3 separate regions of the Homo sapiens genome follow, and all the other regions are linked to region 3. A link is a loop called in an ENCODE intact Hi-C map of the cell type or tissue named here. Cell type or tissue: mammary epithelial cell. All regions are shown on one strand.

Region 1 (2,500 bases), 100 kb after region 3:
CATCACTCATCCCATATTTATTAAGCATACAATATGTGCCAGGCATTGTGCTCAGTGCCAGAGATCAAGTGGTAAATATGGCAAATATGGTCCCCTGCTTTACAGAATTGATGGTCCAATGGGGACACAGGCAATCACAACAAAGACTAATGATTATAGGGCTAGGAAACCTAGCTTAGTCTGGGGGGCCAGGAAAGACTTTCTGGAGGAAATCTGAGATTTAAAACATGAATGGAGTTTAAACAAGCAGAATGAAGAAGAGGAAGGAGAACTGGGCGAAAGAGGATTTGAGTCAGAGAGAGGAACACATGCAGAGGTCTTGGTTTGTGAAGAAATCCTCAGCTTTTAATTAGGGAATGCTGTGAAGAATGTGAGTGATAGGATGGCTATGGAATGTGGAGAAAGGAGGCTGGCAGGACAAGGATGGGCAAGGTCACCAAGGGCTTGTAAACCAAGTTAGAAGTTGTACTTATGAGGACAGCAGAAGCCAGTGTTGGGTTTTATGTAAGCAAAAGTGTGTCTGACTCAGCATTCCATGGTCATGATTCGAGTATAAAAATGAACTGGCCCAGCCAGGCGAAGTGGCTCACGCCTGTAATCCCAGCGCTTTGGAAGACCGAGGCAGGCAGATCACCTGAGCTCAGGAGTTTGAGACCACCCTGGGCAACACTAAAACACAAAAGAGTTAGCCAGGTGTGGTGGCACGTACCTGTAGTCCCAGCTACTAGGGATGCTGAAGCACGAGAATCACTTGAGCCCTGGGGCTGGAGGTTGTAGTGAGCCAAGATTGCACCACTGCACTCCAGCTTGGGCTACGGTGAGACTGATTCAAAAAAAAAAAAAAAAAAAAATGAGCTGGCCCTTGGGCTTGCCGTCACCTCCTCAGATAGGCCTCCGCTGAGCACTCTAGCTTGCCTGGGGAGGAGGGACAGAGCTTTGATGTGAATGGAAGCTGGAAATTGTGATTGTCCCAGGCGTGACTGGTAAGTTATGGGATCCAACTGGGCTATGTTTTAAAGACTTCAACATGGCTCCGTCGATCACATGTCTTGCAAAAAACCAAGCCTTCCATTTCATAGCCAACCAACAGAAGCTCCATCTGGCCCACTTGCTATAGTGAACACCAGAGGGAACCAAAGCCAGACCTTTGAGGAAGAAGTGTGAGGAGGGAGGTGGATGTTTCCCATAAAAGAGTAAACATGAACTTTCACTTTCTCTTGGACTCCAGGGAGGTATCAACAGCAACACTAAAACATTGAAACAGCATTACTTCCGCAAACAACTCACCCTGACAGAGTCTCATTCCTCAAAAAGAATGGTTTTAAAAGAATGGTGTGAACTCCACAAGGTTCAGCAGTAATAGTGAGGGAAACACAATAGGGGAAGGCCTGTGAGCTCATCCTGTGTGGGGAGGGGCCGGCAGGAAGTCCAGGCCCTGCCCTCAGTGACAGCAGGACTCCAACACTCATTCTGGAAGCCAAAATAAAGAAGGGGCGCTGACATGGGGTTGGTTGGGAGAAAGCTGCTTACCTCACAAAGAGGGAAACTAAAACTACCACAAATGTGAACTATGGCTCTGTGAGTGGAGCCAAGGGGAGCGGGATTTCCTCTTGCTGTTCAGGAACAAGGGTTTCATGAGGCAGGTCTCTGGGCCAGACAGAGCCCTCTGTTTCTGCCTGCACATGGCTTCATCCTCAGAGGGTCTTCAGGAAGAAATGAGGCTCGAGTGTTCAAAAGTTCCCATTAGTCTTTACCTTTGAAAGGCCATTTTGAAAAGACTGATGAAAACTTGACACGTGTAAATATTAACCATGTATTGAATTATACACACAGGAATGATGAGCACATCTCATCATCAAGAAACAAGCAGTTATTTTACAAACCACGTACACAATAAAAATCCTTCCATGGAAGCATGTCTCCCCATCTCTGAATACCACAACTCAAGTGTCTAGGTTTGAGGTTTACTCAGGCACTGGACTTTGAGAAGACAGCATTTATTTTTATTTTTGTTTATTTTCTAAAGACAGGGTCTCACTGTTGCTCAGGCTGGAGTGCAGTGGCACAATAATAGTTCAATGCAGCATCAGATTCCTGGGCTCAAGCAATCCTCCTACCTCAGCCTCCTGAGTAGCTGGGACTAGAGGCACACACCACCACACCTGGCTAATTTTTAAAAGTTTTTTGTAGAGTCAGGGTCTTGCTATGTTTTCCAGGCTGCCCTTGAACTCCCGGGCTCAAGTGATCCTCCTGCTGCAGCTTCTCAAAGTGTTAGGATTACAGGGGTGAGCCACTGTGCCCAGTCAGGAGAATAGTATTGATTGATGCATATGAGACTAGCATGCACTAGCATGGACCAGCCTTGACTAAGTCTGGCTCCTGAAAATGAGTTCATAAACCGAGAGTCTCTTTTGGTAATCAATGAAAATGATAAATGGGCTGAGAAATTGACCATTAACTAGGAAAGCTACAGTAATTGGATTCTTTTTTCATCTGGAGA
Region 2 (2,500 bases), 210 kb before region 3:
AAGAGAGTGGAGAGTGCTAATATCAGATTTGTGTTTATGAATTATCACTCTGGTTGTAACTTGAACAGTAGAGGAAAAGACAGCCAGGTGGCTGATTAGGAGACTGTTTCGTTAGAGTGAAAGACGTTGAGCGTATACTAAGTCAATTGAGAGAGCTACAGTTGGCCTACCTGGCACCTTTATGGGATTTAGAAAAAGGCACCTCCCTCCTCACCTTGGACTGAGAAGTCCCATTGGCTTGAAGATGACCCTTACCTGCCTCAGCCAGGCTCCTTTGTGTGAGTACAAACTGCTTAGCACATGCAGCATGTCATGACCTTGGCAGATGGTGTGGGGGTGAAGAGGAATAAGGTTCACCTGACAGAACTGAATAGAATGTGGGAGATGCAGAAACGATGAGTCTAGAATGACTCCCAGATTTCTAATTTGGGTGAATGACAGTACTATTTACAAAGAAAGAAAATTTGATTACAAAAATTGATTTGAAAGAACAGAGAACTATGTCAAAATGAATGCTTTCAATGTACATGTGCTGGAAAAATCAAAACATATTTGTCTATCCAGAGAGGTCGCTTGATGATCAGCAGTGCCTAATTTTACTAGGATGTAGCTTTCTCTGTGCCCTGTACAGTTGCCCTGTGGCTCCAGAGAGTCTATCTGAGGCCTGCACCCCATCCCCTACTCCTTCAAACCTAGAGTTGCTTCTCTTTTCCCAGTCTCAGTGATGGGAATGTGGGGGACAAGTCCTCTCAGAGAGCCAAGTGCACATTCTGCTTTCCTGAGAGCTGACCTGGAATACTATGAGTAGAGTTTGGGGCTTACAAGCTCTGGGGCAAGATAGCATTTTTGTTTTGTTTTGTTTTTTGTTCCCCTGCCTCAGCCTCCTGAGTAGTTGGGATTACAGGCATGTGCCACCATGCCCAACTAATTTTTTTTGTATTTTTAGTAGAGACGGGGCTTCACCACGTTGGCCAGGCTGGTCTTGAACTCCTGACCTCAAGTGATCCGCCTGCCTCGGCCTCCCAAAATGCTGGGATTACTGGCATGAGCCACCACGCCTGGCCACAAGATGGCATTCTGAGGCTTTCCCTTGCATCCAACTGGGAAAGAGGAGAGGACCTATTCCTCTTCTGACAGAGCATAACCATATCAGAAATTACCAAGGAAATGATCAACCATATGAGGGCTGGGGACATGGACGATTTCTTTCAGGACCTCCAGGACTAGACACAGTGCCACGTAGAAGAGGAATCATTTATTATTGGTTGATAGAAGACTCCTGTCAATGTGATATCTTCCTTCAGATAGTATATCAGAAAGCCTAGGCTAGGCCATGCTGTGGTCACAAATAACCCCAAAACCTTAATAAATTAGAGCAACACAGGCTTGTTTCTCATGCATGGAACATGTCCCTTGCAAGTTGGTTGAGGCTCTCCCTTACCTCATCATTGTCCTCACTCCTGGATTCAGGCTAATGGAACAGCCACCATCTGGAACAGCCGCCATCTAGATCTGCATTGTCCAATATGGTGGTCCCTAGCCACATGTAGCCATTTACATTTTAATTAAAATTCAATAAAATTAAAAATTTAATTTTTCAGTTATCCTAGCCATATTGCAAGCGCTCAATGCCACATGTAGCCAATGGGTACTCTACTGGAAAATATAGATGGGGAATATTTCCACCATTACAGAAAGTTCTACTCAACATGCTGAGTTAGAGCATTGATGCTTTTGGGTTCTTGTACCAGCAATTAAATGTCATGTGGTCCCATCCAACCACTAGGGTCTAAAAAATACAATTCTTTCCTGTGCTCTGAAAACAGAGAGCTAGAGATATCTGGTAAGCAACATTAACAACTACCTGTTGAGGTAGAGAGAAAGAGACCCCAGAGTATGGTGCTTTGGCATGTTGAGTGTTTTGAATTTAAAGACCTCAGAAATAAGCCTTAGAACCAAGGTCTCTTTCTGATCTTTCCCTGCCTCCCTGTCTCTCCGATCCCCTTTCTTTCTGCAAGCAACCAGAAGGAGCTTTTTCTGAAGTTTCCTTATCTGATTAAGCAAAGTTTTCCCAGGAGAAATGCAATTGTCTTAAAACTCCCTCCCTAACAATCTCATTAAATAACCAGGAAAGATTGACCACCAGACAAAGGAAGAAACTTACAGTCTTCATCACACTCAGATAGACTTTTCATCTCTTCTTTTGTGGGCAGTTCTGAGAGACTACCTGGGAGATTTTATCTGCATAATAAAACAATCTTTGTTCACAGTCAAGTTCCAGCCCTGACCTTCCCACCATCTTCCCCAGAGCTCAGAGCTTTGTCCCAGATGATTATTCTTTAGGCTCACTCATTTCTCCTGAAAACCATTTACTACCCCCCCTAGGAAGAGGGTATATAAGCTTCAACCACCAGGCCTTTGAGTCTCATATTTTATACAGCTCCCGTGCTTATGAACAATAAATTTTCTATGCATTTTCTTCCCATTGATCTGTCTACTT
Region 3 (2,500 bases):
TACGTTATCCTACAAAATAATTTTTTTGAAAATAGAAGCCTGTAATCCCAGCACTTTGGGAGGCCGAGGCGGGTGGATCATGAGGTCAGGAGATCGAGACCATCCTGGCTAACAAAGTGAAACCCCGTCTCTACTAAAAATACAAAAAATTAGCCGGGCACGGTGGCGGGCGCCTGTAGTCCCAGCTACTCGGGAGGCTGAGGCAGGAGAATGGCGTGAACCCGGGAAGCGGAGCTTGCAGTGAGCCGAGATTGCGCCACTGCAGTCCGCAGTCCGGCTTGGGCGACAGAGCGAGACTCCGTCTCAAAAAAAAAAAAAAAGAAAATAGAAACGCTGGAAATATTTTTTTAAATAGTAACTCTGATTTTCATAGTAAATTCAATTTTCATAATGAACTCATGATCTAGTGTGTTTAGTTTTTGAAATGTCCATGATCAATGTAAAAAGAAAAAACAAACTCATCACCTTTACTCTCATTAAATTTCTATAAGGAAGACCTTCAATTGAAATCTAATTTTTTTTTGTTGACTCACCCAATGCTATATATAATATATTATTGTTATATTGTATTGCTGATGTGGAAAACTCATGATATAAAATGAAATTGATATAAAAAGACAGCCATCTGACAGCCTGAAAGTGGGCGGCAGGGGCAGTTTATAACTCAATTCATATTGTAGATTAGGAAATAGAGGCTGACAGCTATGAAGCAGTAGCCCAAGGAAACACACCTAATAAGAAGTGCAGTCAAGTCCAGAACCAGGTCTTTGATTTGATCCAAAATTTTATCAACTCTAGAACCATCAAAGATGGCCTAGATTGCAACTTTGGATGAATTAGCATTAGTGTAACCTTTATATATATATATACATATATATATACATATATACGTATATATATACGTATATATACGTATATATATACGTATATATACGTATATATATACGTATATATATGTATATATACACACACATACACATACATACCAATGTAGCTGAAGATTTATGTATTTATATTACAGTTATTAAAGGTATTATTGAAATGTTAATGAGAAAATGTATCGTACTTTTGACATTTTTTTTTCATAATACTATCCCAAACAGATTAAAAAACACAATAGTCCACTAGAGGGCACCTTTCTTCAACATCACGGTCTGTTCTCTTCCCCAGTACTCTATTAACCTGGTTTTAATCAGCCACTATCGCCTCGGAGCATTGAAAAGCTTTTTTATTGTCAGAGATTCCATGTACTGCTTTAGCAAAATGCATTTGTATTGGTAGGCAAGGCTATCTGTGCTGCTAAGATACCTGGAATGATAAAGGGGAAGCATGACCCTTATTCCCCTACACACATACACGCATGCACACAAACTTTGTGTTAGTTTGAGCTTAGCCCTTCTTGACATGACAACCCAACTTATTTTTATTTGGAAAGTCTTGCCTTAGCCCTGGCAAATTTATACTACTTTTCACTTTTTCTGCCACTGCGTTCTCTGACTCCAAATGCTGGAAAACAGAGAGTAAAAGAGATGGTCTTTAAATGTTGACATAAATTGGGGACGAAACGATGTAGACTTCACCCAGATTTACCTATCCGTCAGTTGCTGTTTTTCTACAGCATGTGAATTTCAGTTACTGTTGGGCATAAAATACTATGGGAAAAATAATAGGATTGTGTCCAATAAACAAGTACTCTGGCAGATTCTATTGAAATATAAAACCATCTCATTATTCTAGAGGCAAAGGGAGGCTGCCTGCTATAGCATTGCCTAATGTATTACATTTCAAACTGTGTCTGTAGAAACCCAGGGTTGCTGGAGATATTTTTAGAGATTAATTTGTACCTATTATATGAGCGGCTAAACATCTCATCCCCAAGCCCCCCAAAAAAAATCAAACTGGAAATTAAAGAGTTGTGAAATGTGAAAATAATTCAGAATACAACTACAAATGAGATAGTCTATGGGACTTTGGAGAAAAGTCCTGTAAAGCTGTGGTAAGAAGAATATAACGTTTCAGCCCAAACTGTAATGATTTAATTCCCTCATAATCTGTGCAAAGTATTTCTCTCAACCCAATTTTTCGACGTCAGCATATTTAATTTATCCTGCCAGGTGAAGTAGTCTTTCACAGTCCTCAAAATCAACGAACTTATAAATATGTGTCATTGACCATGAAGGTGGTAGCTCTGTACTGGCCTTTCTAAAAAATTCATGCCTGTGCATGCCCAAGCAATAAAATTACGCAAGTTGCCCAGAGGCCCAGCTTGGTTCAGTGCCAGGTTAGGATCAGGCACATCTGTTTGGCACAGTCTCTCATCAAGCCTAACAGTCGGTTGTGCAATGACAAGCAAACACCCAATATATCAAATGAGAAGGTACTGTTATAGATTAATGACCTATTGTAAGTTTGGGTACTCTGTCTTATCTTGTTTATAATCAGAAATATGAGTAATTGCTATATATTGTTAGTAAACCAATTTTGAATAAGTTTCTTGCTA

Evidence for each region. Hi-C counts contacts between places; a loop is a spot of excess contacts. Peaks named below come from ENCODE experiments on the same cell type or tissue, not always from the same donor. Only the 100,000 strongest peaks of a DNase experiment are listed, where the experiment ranks them.
Region 1: a loop joins it to region 3, with 5 times the contacts of the local background. A loop is called at or near these places in 5 of 110 quality-filtered maps.
Region 2: it touches region 3 in a loop (5-fold over the local background); 4 of 110 quality-filtered maps call a loop at or near these places.

What each region holds. Positions count from the first base shown.
Region 1 is chr3:159,928,436-159,930,935 of GRCh38, forward strand. The region is part of intron 9 of IL12A-AS1 (IL12A antisense RNA 1); the gene reads right to left. Among named protein-coding and RNA genes, the nearest start is that of IL12A, 59 kb to the right of the region's middle. RefSeq lists an enhancer at 1,250-1,399. In mammary epithelial cell, a CTCF peak has its summit at 1,104 (motif pointing right); a DNase peak (open chromatin) is centred at 486; H3K27ac peaks cover 1,745 bases.
Region 2 is chr3:159,615,338-159,617,837 of GRCh38, forward strand. The region is part of intron 4 of IQCJ-SCHIP1 (IQCJ-SCHIP1 readthrough); the gene reads left to right. The region is part of intron 1 of SCHIP1 (schwannomin interacting protein 1); the gene reads left to right. Among named protein-coding and RNA genes, the nearest start is that of IQCJ-SCHIP1-AS1, 150 kb to the right of the region's middle. In mammary epithelial cell, a CTCF peak has its summit at 1,086 (motif pointing right); no DNase peak of the experiment used is centred here.
Region 3 is chr3:159,827,507-159,830,006 of GRCh38, forward strand. All of the region lies in intron 4 of IQCJ-SCHIP1 (IQCJ-SCHIP1 readthrough), which reads left to right. All of the region lies in intron 2 of SCHIP1 (schwannomin interacting protein 1), which reads left to right. LOC101928351 (a long non-coding RNA gene) reads right to left here and starts at 319. Exons shown (of 4, transcript XR_007096144.1): 1 at 1-319. In mammary epithelial cell, a CTCF peak has its summit at 1,134 (motif pointing right); a DNase peak (open chromatin) is centred at 2,265; H3K27ac peaks cover 1,190 bases.